Linked DNA regions of Homo sapiens: region 1 is linked to region 2. Evidence: chromatin contacts called from ENCODE Hi-C or POLR2A ChIA-PET data. All regions are on one chromosome and are shown on one strand. The core of a region is the stretch at or near the end of the contact, and the rest is flanking DNA. Distances in the headings are between cores, read along the strand shown. Region 1 overlaps LOC105374264 (a long non-coding RNA gene). Region 2 has its middle 55 kb from the start of BCL6.

What was found. Hi-C counts contacts between places; a loop is a spot of excess contacts on that map. ChIA-PET counts read pairs that join two places held with the same protein, here RNA polymerase II (POLR2A). Pooled maps may share reads with other maps.
Region 1: POLR2A ChIA-PET joins it to region 2 with 10 read pairs in activated CD4-positive, alpha-beta T cell. The contact joins two enhancer-like sites. A Hi-C loop is called at or near these places in 2 of 168 maps with a recorded cell type or tissue (HepG2 and left cardiac atrium) and 1 of 50 pooled maps. POLR2A ChIA-PET finds 5 or more read pairs at or near these places in 6 of 52 experiments (A673, MCF 10A, activated CD4-positive, alpha-beta T cell and 1 more).

Annotation. Positions count from the first base shown.
Region 1 is chr3:187,846,187-187,853,480 of GRCh38, reverse strand. All of the region lies in intron 2 of LOC105374264 (a long non-coding RNA gene), which reads left to right. Among named protein-coding and RNA genes, the nearest start is that of BCL6, 100 kb to the right of the region's middle. Within about 2 kb of position 3,085, at least 4 of the 41 ENCODE cell types and tissues checked have a DNase peak (open chromatin) inside an H3K27ac peak, as active enhancers do.
Region 2 is chr3:187,796,502-187,803,870 of GRCh38, reverse strand. No RefSeq gene overlaps it. Among named protein-coding and RNA genes, the nearest start is that of BCL6, 55 kb to the right of the region's middle. RefSeq lists an enhancer at 706-765. Within about 2 kb of position 3,715, at least 3 of the 41 ENCODE cell types and tissues checked have a DNase peak (open chromatin) inside an H3K27ac peak, as active enhancers do.

The DNA.
Region 1 (7,294 bases), core at 1,836-4,335, 50 kb before region 2:
CCTGTCTGTGCAGAGTGTTCTGCACATGGCACTCTCCTTGTAGATTCAGAAGGGAAGGCCTGGGGAGAAATGTGGGGGGTGGGGTCGGGTGCGGTGGGGGTGGGGGAACTAGACGTTCCCACTGTTTACAGGTTTGAAGTTTTAGTAATTTAAACTTGGCCCTGGTGCATGTCATACCAAAGGGACCATCCCTGAATGATTCACTTCTCTTCAGAAACTCCCTGTGCCTGGGCTTGCTCCTGGAGGGCAGGGACCTTGGACTTTACTGGCCTCAGTACAGTGCCCGGCTCACTACAGGCACTCAATGCTGTTTGTAATGTGGTGTGCTTTCCTCCTCCAGGGAGCATCTTGGGGTGGTAATAGACCATGAGCTGCTTGCTCCATTTTCTTTGTTTATGAAAGTGCATACCATTAGACAGCCTTGCCTTAAAGGAAAAAGTGCACACTCATCTACTCCTTTGTGAAGTGGTTGAGAGTCTGTCCTGCATGACAGTGCAGTGGCTGCAGCTCCCTGAAGCAAAGCAAAGGATCTCTAGCACTGTGCGGTAATGGAAAGAATATTTAACTAGAAGTCAGGATGCCAGTATCTAAGTACTGGGTCTGTGCTAGGAGACCTTATATGAGTCATAGACATGTGTATGTGGCACTTTAGAGTTTAGAAAATCCTTCCTGTACATGGTTTTATATAGGCTTCACAATAAACCTCTGCATGCAGCAGTATTTCCCCATTTTGTTCCCATTTTCCAGAGAAGGAAAATGAGTCTTGGGGAGGTTAAAGGACTCTGGAGTCCCGGAGATACTTGGCAGTGCTGGGCCTTGATATAAGGTCTTGCCAACATCAGAACCTCTTTTTACGAATGTTCTTTTGATAGCCTAGGTCCCAGGTTCATCTATGCAAACAAAGATAGTGGGCAATCTCTACAATCCTGTTCAACCCTGATATTCTGTGGCCCTATGGATCAATTGAGGCAGGTGCACTTGCTCTCTAATACTGTGTCCTTAGCACTTGAGTTTACACTATGATGTTGTGCTGTGAGACAGAGAGAGATATCAAGGGAAAAAGTGACACCATCACCACCATCTTCTGAGGATGGCGTCAGAGTGAGAAGGGGATTGGCTTTGGAGCCAGATCAAGGCAGCATGACATCTTGTCTCTCTCAGTTATTGACAGTGAGACTTTGGACAAATCTCAAAACCTCTTTGTACCTCTGCTTGGTCTTCTGAGTTTTCAAATGGATGCAAAGATACTTACTTACAGGTTGATGATTGTGTAGATCACATAAAATTGCTTTAAAAAGGCTGATACATTTATTACCTGTATGCAGTTTGTGATGTGTATTAAAAGTTAGGTCCCTTTCCTTACTTTTGTCTGGTAGATATAAAAATTCAGCCTGTTGTCACAACAAAGATTTGCTTAATTTCATGTGGCCCTGACAGTATAAGCTCTGTCTGCTGGAAGGGATAGTGAGACCACTTGCACTCCTATCCATTGGAGTGTATCCAGGGCCAAAAGAGGACAAAGTATGATTTGATTGGAAGTGAGAGTAAATGGGCACAACAAGAAGTATCACTGCATATGAAAAATAATTTGAGAGACCCTTGTCTGCCTTAGTTCATATAAATTATTGATATTAACCATAATAAAATATCCATGTTTACTTTCATATTAAAAGAGCATCTGGCATAGAGCATTGCTCAATACTTATTGGTTGAGGAAGTGAATTCATTTTTGAATGAAAAATAATGCCTTAAAGTGTTTGCCACCAGGTAAAATTGATGTTCTAGGAAGATTCATCATACTTAACTGTGGCCTTCGGTACCTTGCTGCACAACCCCTCACTCCTACCCTGAAGAGTGTGAACCCCACAGAGATTCATTCTTTTATTGTGCAGATGACAGATCTAGACTGGCAGATGTAAAGTTGTAAATGCTGAGTTGGTCTAAAACCCAGGTCTCCTGAGTCTCAGCCCAGGACCATACCACTGAACCACACTGCTTTGTCCTTAGGTTTCCAGACCTTCGGGCTTTCAGCTTCTCTGTATCATCTGCTTTTTTGGTTCCTCCATACACAATACTTGGAGGTTAGAATTGAAGAGCTTTCTGTGCTTTGCTGGGGCCGTGTTTCACAATTTTGACAAATATTCAGCTTGCCCATGTTAGTTTTCAGAATCCTCAGCGTTAACTGTTTGAAGAATATGGTTTGTGAAGGACTTTATGACTGTTTTGATTATTTCTTCCGTGTATATCTCCAAACTATTTGAGTAAAAACATTTTTGTGCTTGGGAGAAAAATACTAAGCCTTGCCTTGTTTCTAAGGAGAGGAAACCGAGGTCCAGGGTGAAGAAATTTTCTCAGTTAGATGTAGTCCCTGGAATGACAGCCTGAGTTCCTGTATTTCATCCTTTTTAGGGACCTATAGCACACTAGTTTTCTGGCTTGGACACAATCTTCCCTGAAACCCAATCTGGGAAACCTTCCAAGCAGAGACACCCAATTTTGCCAACCTTGCTGCCACCTTCCCCAAGATACTCATTTCCCAGCATACCAAACGTTTCCTCTTTCTTCCTTCCCCCACCCCTCTCCTCCTTCCCCTAGATCTCTTCCTCTGCCCAACATTTCCCTGGCTGTCAGAACTTGTTTCTTGTCAATTGCTTCTCCCTAAGCCTAGATACACCCAATGTGGTGTCCTTGACAAAACACTGTGTGGGGGTGATGCAACAGCCCAAGGTGTCAAAATAATTAGGTAATTAAAGCAGGGGAAGGTCAGGGTTTCTTCTGTTTGGAAAGACAAATACACACACAAAGAGAAAAGCAGAACAAGGAAGCCAATTTCACATCTCCTTTGTTTCTCCCTTGCTCCTTGACCCAATGTGAAAGCTTAGTGCCTATGATCAATTCTCTCAGAGTACTGGAATAAGAACCCACCTGACCTAGTATGCTTGGCAAGTTTGAACACCAAGGAATAGAACGTTTAAAGGTTTCAACACACCCTTGTTGTTGTCTTGCCTGTTTGTTTTCACACCAGCCCCACCCTGAGCTTCTACTGGTGCAATGGCCCCAGATGGTGGCTCAATGCCATGGATGGGATATTGCTCAAAGGAGTCTGTGGGTACGAAAGGCGGAGTCTCCTCCCAGGAAACCAAGCCTCAAGGTCATCTTCTCTTGGCTTTTATTTGTTTATTCGCTCAACATTCCACAGTTATTAAGAGCCTGCTATGTTTTAGGGATTGTGCTTGGAACATAGGATGGGGCTGAGAGGAAGCAGAGAGCAATATGAAATAGCCCCTGTCTGTCCGGGAGGAGCTTACTGTCTAGTGAGAAAGTGGCCATATGGGCAAATATCATAGTTTTGCTGGGATGACAAGTCTCTAACTGAGGTCCGAACAAAGTTCTAGAGATCTCAGAGAAGGAAGTGACCAACTCCCTGGAGGACTCTAGGAACAAGTGACAAAGGAGGTGACATTTGAATTATAACTTTAAGGATGAGTGAGGTTTCTCCAGACAAGAGGAGCAAAGAGGTCATTCTAGGCAGAGGAAGAGCATATTCAAAGGCAGGAAGGATGAAAGAGCATATTGCTTTCTGAGAATGTGGAGTTCATTGATACTAAAATTGGGGCTATGCTGGGGTAGGTGGGAATGAAGAGATATGGCTGAATATGTTGATAGGGGCAAAATCAAGGGTGTCCTTAACAAGATGCCTGGAATATGGCCTGCCCTGATGGCATCAGGGCACCACTGGAGATTCTGGGGCACAGGAGATGAGAGTAAATCTATAAGGCAGTGGCGGCAGCAACACTTCCTCCAGTTGTCTTCCTGCTGGGGACACACTCTCAGGTCTCCTCTCCTCAACCATCAGTTCTACTTTTCTCAGCCATTAAATAAGGTAGCTTTCAGCATCAGCCTCTTCCCAGGAAGAGCACACACTCAGATGACTGACTCCGGGGACCCAGAGACTCTCCCACCCACAGCTCAGCCATCCAAGTGAAGTGGAACTGTAGAGTGGTTACACAAAGGGCTTTGGCTTCAGAGTCCCGGTTTTGACTGGCTTCAGACACCCCTGGTTTGAACCTTGCCTCTGCCTGTTATCAGCAATGTTATATTGAGCCAGTGACTGAACTCCTCCAAAGCCTCAGTTTGCCTTTGTAAAATGAGATTGCAGGGTAATCATGCCTTCCTTATTGGGTTTTCTTGGGGAGGTAAATCAAGGGCAACACCATGCAAGTCACCAGTTAGCATAAATTTGCCGTGTTACACAACACCTGATTCATAGCACACGGAAGTGTTTTGTAAATTGCGTATGTGATAGACCTTCCAATTGGCGTTTTTTAGCCCTGTTACCAGCTTAACACATCATGTGTCTTTTGATAATGTGGCACTAAGATGTGGGCAAGAGGCTCCCTTACCTTGGGCCACATACTTTGTTTCTGAAGGTAAATGCCACCATGTACCACAGACAAAATAGCAAATAAACCTGAAAAAGAGGGTGTGGGCATGTCTATCGTTCAGGATCCAGTACTCATAGCTGGCGTAGCTGGACCCATAATCTCAAACATCCGTTTTTGTGACAAAAACCGTTGAGGCCCCCAGATCTACAGATATTTTGCCCTGTGTCGTTGAAACAAAAGGCGAATGTGTCTAGACGCTGTGAATGTTTGAGAGTTGTGCTATTATGGACTTTGGAGATGGGAGTTGTACAATTACGGACTTGGAGATGGATAATGCTTTGAAGTACAAAAAAATATTTGAATGGTTAAAGCACTTAGGTAAGAGAAATAAAACAATTAATTCACTTGTTAAATCCTTCCTCTCAGCATAAATGTAATAGATTCTTGATAACAAAGTAGTGCTGAGTGTCCATTTGCTTGCTTCTCTTTATGTTGTAATCCATGACTCTGAAGGTAGTCACCAGTTAGCATGAATTTGCCATGTTACTTATGGCAGTTGAGGGATAGTTTGCAAAGTGAAATAATTCATATTATTCTTAAATTTGTGTATTTGTAGGTTGAGACATAATCTGTGTGACAAATATGATACAGATTCATAATATTTTCAACTAATTGGCTATTAAAGGCTGGCATTATTAGTAGTTTAATGTTCTTAAAGAAATGATTAAATAAGACAGAATTAAAATTCCAAAAAATTAAAAGAATTAGCTTTACCTAAATAATTTTGATTTAAAATGTTGAGATATATTATCATTTAATTATAGTTTTCTTTTGAATTTTAACTAATAATTTTTAATATTTAAAGTTTTTTTTTTTTTTTTTTGAGACAGAGTCTCGCTCTGTTGCCCAGGCTGAAGGGCAGTTCTGCGATCTCAGCTCATTGCAACCTCCGCCTCCTGGGTTCACGCCATTCTCCTGCCTCAGCCTCCCGAGTAGCTGGGACTACAGGCACCCCCCACCAGGCCTGGCTAATTTTTTTGTATTTTTAGTAGAGACGGGGTTTCACCATATTAGCCAGGATGGTCTCGATCTCCTGACATCGTGATCTGCCCACCTCAGCCTCCCAAAGTGCTGGGATTACAGGCGTGAGAGAAGAAATAATTTTGAAAATGTATACAGAAAGTACTTTTTAAATTTTTTTACATTTACTTTCATTTGCATTTTTAATACAAATATAGTCAAATTGTAGGCACTTTGAATACCGTTAGAATTTGTCATACTGTTTTTTAGATCAGCATTGTCCAGTAGAACTTTCTTATCACAGAAATGTTCTTCACCTGTGCTGCCAAAATGGTAACCACTAGACATATGTGGCTATTGACTATGCGAAATGTGGCTAGTGCAACTGAGGACATTTAACTTTTATTTACTTTTAGTCAATTTAAAATTAAATTTGTATATCTACATGTAGCTAGTGGCCATTGTGTTGAACAGCACATTTTTAGATCATTGAAACAGAACAAGTCTAGAGGATAATTGAAATAGAAAAACACAAAAGGCCTGCAGAAAAGAAGAAAGCTGGAAGAGAAACAGAAATAAAGAGGTGATCTGCCTAATTATTTAAAATAGAAATAATGAGAGTAAGCAAATTGACTTACATGAAGAAAAGCCAGTGTAAACTGGAAAAAAAAATGGAAAAAAAAAGCAGCAGTCGGATAATATACAACAAAGACAAAGCAAATGCTTGAATGTTAGCATCAAGTTTTTAGAATAATAATACTATTTAGCTAAGCATAATGATGCATTCTGTGGCACTAATGGATCAATCATTTCAGGTGAAAAAAAGAGAAAATTTCTGGATCTAGTGGGAATTACGTGGAACGTGGTGTTGAAAGGTCCACACATGTAAGACAGATTAAAAAGGAACAAAATGAATTTTCATTACTCAATTCATCAAGATTGCTCCAGGGGCAAAAGTCACATTGAACAACTAACAGTTATGCATATTACTGAACTATACCGAAAAAGAAAACAAATATATCAAAATTAATATCACTGGTTTTATACTGCCTGTAAAGGTACAGATTTTGATTTCAGTGAACTAAAAAAAAGCAATTTTTAGTTTTAGTCATTTATTTAAAAGATTGGCAAAAGCAATCCTATAATGACACTAACATGGATGATAAGGAAAAAGGTATAGAAGCTAGATTTTAGGCAAAAATCCAGAAGCATTCTTTGTACTATATATGGATCATAATTTAAATTTGTTACTGGAAGATGAGCCTCAATTGTGCTAACTGAAATTACATTTGGAAAAATTCAAAGATTATATTCAGTATTTTGGGGACCTGCCCAAAGATAGAGCATCTTGAAAAAAATATATCATATTTGATCTGACAAGCATTCTTGAACACAGGAAGGAGAATGCTATTAAAACAATTTGATTTAATAGAGACAAGATAGAATATGCACTAGAAGAAATAAGCAAAACAGTAGAATATCCTCAAAGAAATATTGAATTATAGTCTTTGGTGGAAAAAAATTAATTTTGAATTTACACTATCCCCTGTTATTTGGCATGAATTATTGCTTTCTGTTAATATTATTAGCAAAATATTATAACCAAACACATCAAAGTTTCGCTTTTTCACTTTTAAATAATTTTTTTCTTTTTTTAATTCAAAGAAAATGGTTTTTCAGGTCAGGTTCTCTGGCTCATGACTGTGATCCCAGCACTCTGGGAGGCCAGGGAAGGAGGACGTCTTGAGGCCAGGAGTTTAAGACCAGCACGGGCAACATAGCAAAACCTCCTTCTATAAAAAAAATAAGTAAAAATAAAAATTAGCTAGGCATGGTGGTGAGTGTCTGTCGTCCCAACTGCTCAGGAGGCTGAGGCAAGAGTGTTTCTT
Region 2 (7,369 bases), core at 2,466-4,965:
TTGTGCCTTTTGAATTTTGTACCTTATGTGTGTGTTAGCTATATAAAAATCAACAAAATGTATTTTGTAATATACAGAATCATGATTTCAACTACACAAAATCAGACATATACAAGAAGGAAACTACAATAAAATTTAAATAGCACCAACTCCTTGTAATGAGATTGTTTCTCTTATCTTTCCTTTTAGATATTTTCTACATCTTCCTCAATTAATAATAATAATAAATAGGGCTTTTTCAATGATTTTATAAGCTGCATTTTTTTTAAATTTTACTTTAAGTTCTGGAATACATGTGCAGAACGTGCAGTTTTGTTACATAAGTATACATGTGCCATGGTGGTTTGCTGCACCCATCAACCCGCCATCTAGCTTTTAAGCCTTGCATGCATTAGGTATTTGTCCTAATGCTCCCCCTCCCCTTGCCCTTGTGTGATGTTCCCTTCCTTGTATCCATGTGTTCTCATTGTTCACCTCCCACTTATGAGTGAGAACATGTGGTGTTTGGTTTTCTGTACCTGTGTTAATAAACTGCATTTTTTAAACAATCAGGGAGAACAGTGTTTTCATACGCCACTGCTATATTAATCTATATAGATCAGGGCTCGAGCTGATACAACAAGTCTCCACCCATATGCCTTTTTCCTTTTCCAGTTTCTTTTCAGTTTGCCAGTGAGTGGGCTGTTTCTAGGTCTAATTCGTGGATCTCTTGTTGTTCACTCAGTCATAGTGAAACATCGTGAGTACATCACCCTTCGTGACGGCTAGGTTTCAGCGGCTAGGTTTCGGTTCAGATAACCTCATCGTTATCATGATCATATCTTCCGTCATCCATCACCATCACCCACTGTCAGCAAGCTCTTCTCAGTTCAGTGCCATATGCATTTTTTAAGCACCTGCAACCTTGGGCCCCTCATAGAGCCATGTGCTATGGGGCATGCGGAAGTGAATCCAAACTGTTCCACCCACCAAGATGCTGAGTCTTGGATAGGAGACAGCATATATGGAGTTAGCTTTGACTGGAGCCAGAGAGTGGTGAGTGCTTTCAAAGATGTCATGATGCAATATGACTATCAGGTGGGAGAAGCAGGGAATACCTTTAAAAGATAGCATGGGATATAATGACTCTCTGATGGGAGAAACACGGAGGAAACTTTCCTTCCTTTACACTTTCTGCATTCTTCACCTTGCTTCTCTCCATGTCCTTCGTCACACTCTGCAATAAGTTATGTCCTTGTCTTGGACCTTTCTTACCTACTACGGCCCAGGTGAGTATGCAATGTGATAGAGATACCAGCAAAATGCTATGGGGCTTAGAGGAAGCCGAGATTAACTCCACTCTGGAGGCAGAATTCTTTGGGGAGGTAGCGTTTGAACAGACTTCGAGGGACAGATGGCATTTAGATAGCAGAAAGCAAAAGAAGAGTGAGCTGAAAGAAAGAGGAGGGCAAAGGGAAGTGGGTTGCTGTGCAGTGATGCACTTTTCTGAACTTCAGATTCTATAGCTGCAATGTGAAGTTGATAGCACCACTGGCCCCAGAGGTTGCTGTGAGGATCAAGCGGTGCACCCAATAGCACAGCTAATATTTACTTCACACCCACTGGGTGCCCACAGTCACATAGCTAGCAGGAGCAGGGCCAGGAGATACATCCAGGGCTCAGAAGGAAAGCCGTTGATTGCTATAGTATAGTACCCTCAAAGGATGAAAAAGTCGTCCATAAACCACTTTTACAAGTGTAAATTATACTACTCCTTCTAACTTAAACCTGACACTTGGACCCTAGAGTTTTCTTATCTAAAATTCTAGTTTGTTTCTGAGCTTCCTGGATAGTCAGTAGCCTGCTGACCTGGTATCTAGTCTGATTTCCAGGCTGTTACTCTAGATGTGAACACTCTCAGAACTCAAGAGTGGGTTTCAAACTGGAGGACCCAGCCTGATTTGGCCTGGCTTGAGGCATTGGGAGGGCCACTCACCCTAGGTCTGACTGTGACCAGAGCTCCTTGACTTCCTCTCTGAGGAAACCACCAGCATTCAGAAGCCCCTCTTAGTTCTAAAGTTCTCAGCTGCTGAAGACATGAGCCACTTAGATGTCTTCCAGGTTGATGGCCTTGCTGAAGAGAGGCAGCAGCGGGCCAATATACTTCCAGGTATGTGGAAAGCCAAATAAAACAGTCTTGCCTTTGCTTAACACCATGATGCCTTCTTTAGAGGAGACTCATTCTTACTGGAGAAATGCAAGTTAACTCATAGCCCAGGGGAATCAAGTCTTGCAGCTGGTGTCATGGTCGTATTCCCTGAGAATGTTCTCCCTTGTTTGTTTTGAATACTGCTGTGGTGGCATCTGCGATGTCACCATCACCACGACTGACAGAAAAATTATCCTGGAATAAAAGTTCCTTTTCTTTGGTCTCTCAGGAAAAAGAAAAATCTTCAGAGCGATACCACATGTTTGTTCTGTGCCTTTTAGCTTACAGTGTCTTTCACGTAAATTACTTTTGGTCTCCTAACAACCTTGTGGTGATGTGTGTGTGCAAGAGGGGATATGGCACAAAGAAGGCTCATGGAGGAGAGGAATTACTTCCTCTGGATTCATGGGGTCCCTGAGGCTCAGAGAGGTCAAGCAACATGATGAAGTTCACACAGGCCGTCAAAGATAATGCAGGAACTCAGATGGTGGTTTCCTGCCTCCAGACTTCATGCACTTCTAACTTTCTTGAGCGCCCAGGGACACCACATCTTTAGGTCAACAGAAATGGAGGGAGCCTCTTTGTTTGGTTACTATACCTTCTGAAGTCCAGTCTCAGCTACATTCTTTTAAGGAATCCATCAATTTTAGTTGAAAATGCAACAGAGGTGCTGTTTCTCAACTGGGGGCAATTTTGCCCCTGGTGGACATTTAACAATGTCTGGAGACATTTTGTGTTGTCACAACTGGACAGAAGGGAGTGGGTGTCCCTAGTATTTAGTGACTAAAGGTTAGAGATTTTACAAAACATCCTACAATGCACAAGGCAGCCACCACCCCCACCCCCAATAACAAAGAATTATTCAGGCCAAAATGTCTAGAGTGCCAAGGTGGGGAAACTGTGTTGGAGGAAAAACAAAAAACAAAACAAAACAAAAACCCTACCTCCAATTCCCAGATCACCATGCACTTAGAAAGCTTTTCATAATGTCTCATTTCTAAAACCGACTATAGATGTTTTGCAAGCATATTTTTCTCCTATCATAAGGAGGATCTGCTAAATATGTCATAGCTGGAAGGGGAAACTGAGGCCCAGAGAAAAGAGGTGACTGTTCAAGGTCACCCAGCTAATAAATGATGGAGAAAGAACAGGCCCATTCTCCTGCCCTAAGGAGAATGCATTTTCTACTTCATCATGCTAAGCTTTGAGCCATTTTCTGACTCACTGATTCAATAAATGTTGTGATCTGAATATGCTCACTGACACAGACTTGCTTACAGCTTATTCTCACACAAAAATGAGGAGATGTGAAAAAAAAAAATACGAAGACATGTGAAAAAACCCAATGCAATGTGAGAAGAACCTCGTTGATTCTGCCTCAGTTCCCTTGATGTCTTTAGACCCACACCCACGACACAGCTAGCTGCTGGACAGAGGGGCTTTTAGTCTCTTTTTGAAGAGATAAAAGGTAAAAGCTCTCTACTGGAAATGAAACTGACGTCATTGAAGCCCTCAAGTTTCCTTGCAGAAGGCACATTACTGAAAATATCTAAGTTTCTTGGAACTTCAATCTTTTTCTTTTTTTTCTTATTTGATTTTCATAGCTTGTTCTGTTGGTTTAATGTTTGTTTTTCACTCAGCCAGTCAGTGAAACTGGGTTGGTCAGTGAACTTTCTAGGGACTGGAGGTTTCACTTTCAGGGTCTAAAAGTTTTGGTTTGGGCTTTTAAAGCCTTCATTAAGACAATTAGGGTTTAGCATTCCAGGCCAAGAGTGAATTTAAAAGATATGCATGCAAGAATTGCTTAGATAGTATTTATTGAATAGGTTAATTTTGACAAAATATTTATCCAACATGTGCTCTGTATTAGGCTCTGCCATAGGCAACAGAGAAACAGCCCTGAGCAAGACCCAGATGCTTTCTTCCCTCTATTGCTGACAGTCTGACTGGGGAAATTAATCAGTAAATAGTTCTCATCTACCCCTTAAAAAAAAATCCCTTACACTCTATGGAAGACTGAGCTCAAATTTTATTCTCTTACTAGAATATCCTTACCTTTTTTTCTTGGTCAAATTCCTATTCAGTTTTTGGGGATAAAAGCAAACGCCAACTCTCAAAAAAAAAACCTTTAGAAATCTCCCTAGGTAATCAGAAAATGCTTGTTCAGTACATCTTCAACCTCTTCTCCAAATGGTTACAAAACCATTCAGCATGCATTGTGGCCCCTTGTGGGAAAGTGGTGTAGGCTGTTCATTAAGAGGCACCCTTGTTTAAAACTAGATTGTATCACCTGCTGGTGCCTTGAGTAGTTTACTTAGACTCTCTGAGCCCAGTTTCATCATCCGTTGTGAGGATGAAGTATCGCACAGCCTGTGCAGTACCTGGCATATGGCAATTGCTCAGTACAGAGTTAGCCTAAGTGTCAGGCACTAAGCTCTCTGTGCTGCAGAGGATCCAAAAATTCAAGTGACATGGGCACTTCTCCCACAGAGCTCATAATATAGCAAGTAGAAACGTTCACAAAACCTCTGCAAAAGATAGACCACGACATGTTGAGAGGTGACAGCGCGCTGGCAGCCCTCACAGCCCTCGCTCACTCTCGGCGCCTCCTCTGCCTGGGCTCCCACTTTGGCGGCACTTGAGGAGCCCTTTAGCCCGCCACTGCACTGTGGGAGACCCTTTCTGGGCTGGCCAAGGCCAGAGCTGGCTCCCTCAACTTGCAGGGAGGTGTGGAGGGAGAATGTTAGAACATTTATTATAAAAAGTATTGAGGAGCAGATGAACATTAGTTCTGCATGGTGGAGCTGATTATCGGCAAAGGTTCTTAGAAAGGATAGAATTTAAGCTAGAGCACGAAAAGAGGATAGGATCTTTGAGGCAAGTCTTTCAGGCAGAGGAGGAGGGGAAAAAAGTGTATTGGGCATGCCCAGAAGAGGAAATGGCTTACCCCACAAAAGGCAGTGAATGTGAGAGCACTGGGTGTGGCTAAGCCTTTGTGTCGCTGAAGGGTGAGATTTTAGAGGTAGAATAGGTGTGAGAGAAGAGGGTTTGAGATACGGGTGGAATTCAGTATGGGATTATTAGCAGAGTTAATTGGAAAACAGCATCAAATTTTTAAGGGTTTGAAATGCCCAGTGCAATGTTTGGACTTCCCTCTGAGAGCAAAAGGGAGGCACTCATGTTTCTGAGTACAAGGATGGCTTGAATTGATGAGATTCCTGCTATCAAGTTGCTCCATCTGGTCAAGAACAAGGTAGAGAACAAACTGTAAGAGGATGTGATGAGTGAGACACTAAAAGCCTGAAAGAGGAAACCATTAAGGAGCAAGGCTTTAAGAGAAGAAAAGAGGAAACCTAACACCCTGATCATTCCTCCACCATCTTGTGCTCGTCTATTAATGCCTGTCTTCCTCTCTTGACTCTGAGCTCCTTAAGAGCCCAGCACAGTGCCTGTCATTCAACAAAACTTCAGAAAATGTGGATAAAAATAAGAAATTGTAGATAACTTCAGACATAGTAAGTATAGTGGATAGGAAACAAAGAGTGTTAAGGCTAGGAGACCTCTTAGGAATTTTTTGCAATAGCTCAAGTGAGAACTGTTAAGTCTGGAAGAAGTGCAGTGGAGTGGGCATGGAAGGGCGAGGATCAACAGAGATAGAGTAGGTATCGGGCTGGACGCAGTGGCTCATGCCTGTAATCCCAGCACTTTGGGAGGCCAAGGAAGGCGGATCACTTGATATCAGGAGTTCAAGACCAGCATGGCCAACATGGTGATACCTCGTCTCTACTCAAAATACAAAAATATTAGCTAGGTGCAGTGGTACATGCTTGTAATCCCAGCTACACAGGAGGCTGAGGCAGAAGAATCACTTGAACCCGGGAGTTAGAGGTCACAGTGAGCCGAGATGGCACCACTGCACTCCAGACTGAGCGACAGAGCAAGACTCTGTCTCAAAAAAAAAAAAAAAAAAGGAGGTATCAGGGATTGGTTGGAGGTGAGGAGGGTAAGCGAGGAGGCAGAGAGTAGAGATACTGAGTCTGGGTGCTTGGAAGCGTGATGATGCCATCAACCTATCAACTCAGAGCAGAAGGGCTCGAATGACAAGGACATTGCCCAAGCAGGAATTCAATATATATTTGCGGAGAGGATGGATGGGTTGATAGATGGATGGGTCTTCAACATAAGCACGGAATTATAGACTCATTTATTATTGGGGAGCTTACATATCATCAGCCCTATTATTCTATATATGAGTGAAGTGAGGTAAGACAAGAACTGACTGCTTTTGATCACATAGCTACCAGGTGATAAATTTAGGGCATGAAACTCCTAAGCTAGTGTTCTTTCCAGTATGTTATATAGTTATTTTCTTCAATTCTTAAAAAGAATTTCAGAGGAAATGGTATGCATGAATATCATATACCACTTGTAATTTATTTTTTTAACTAAAAGCTACATTGGGAATTTCATTTCCGTTTCTCTGATTAAAATAGGAATTCTAAAAGTCATGCATATTGATTGAAAAGTCCTCGGCTTTGGGGCCAAATTCTTCCAGTGGCTGTTACCTTCTATAATCCCATTTTCCAAGACATTTCTCTCTTGCCTACCCAGATTCACAACTTGCAGAATATGAAGCATGCCTGAAGAACTTGTACAGCAGAGAGGGTGGCATAATTTTAGCCTAGAGGTAGTTCTAAGGGCAGTTCATCATTTTGCAAAGGTGAAATTAACTTTTAGAGAAATCACGTGGAAATTTACTTTTAGATGAATCACGTGGATCTAAAACAAAAGGACTGATTTCCTTAAATCACATCAAAAACCAGTCCCTTGACTTTTTCACACTTTGTGTGTATCGAGTGCCTGCGACATGCTCCTCGGCTCTCTAGTTGTCCTAGTGGAGAGGATGATACAAAAGTTTAAGATACAGTTCTTCCTTTAAGGAGTTCTTATCCTAGGTAAGGAGATGAGATTCATATGGGAAAAAAAAATCACACAGTAATTAATGATGAAACAATTGTTTCTTTTCCTTGGTAACTTTCAGGCATTAAACAACAGATGGATTAAGTGAATCTCAACCTGGGAAGCTTATCACATCAAATTTTTGGGGGGTATTTGTGGGTGACTACAGCATCTCGGCCTATAGGTCATCAGTCTCTGATGTCAGAGAACACATCTTCTCAT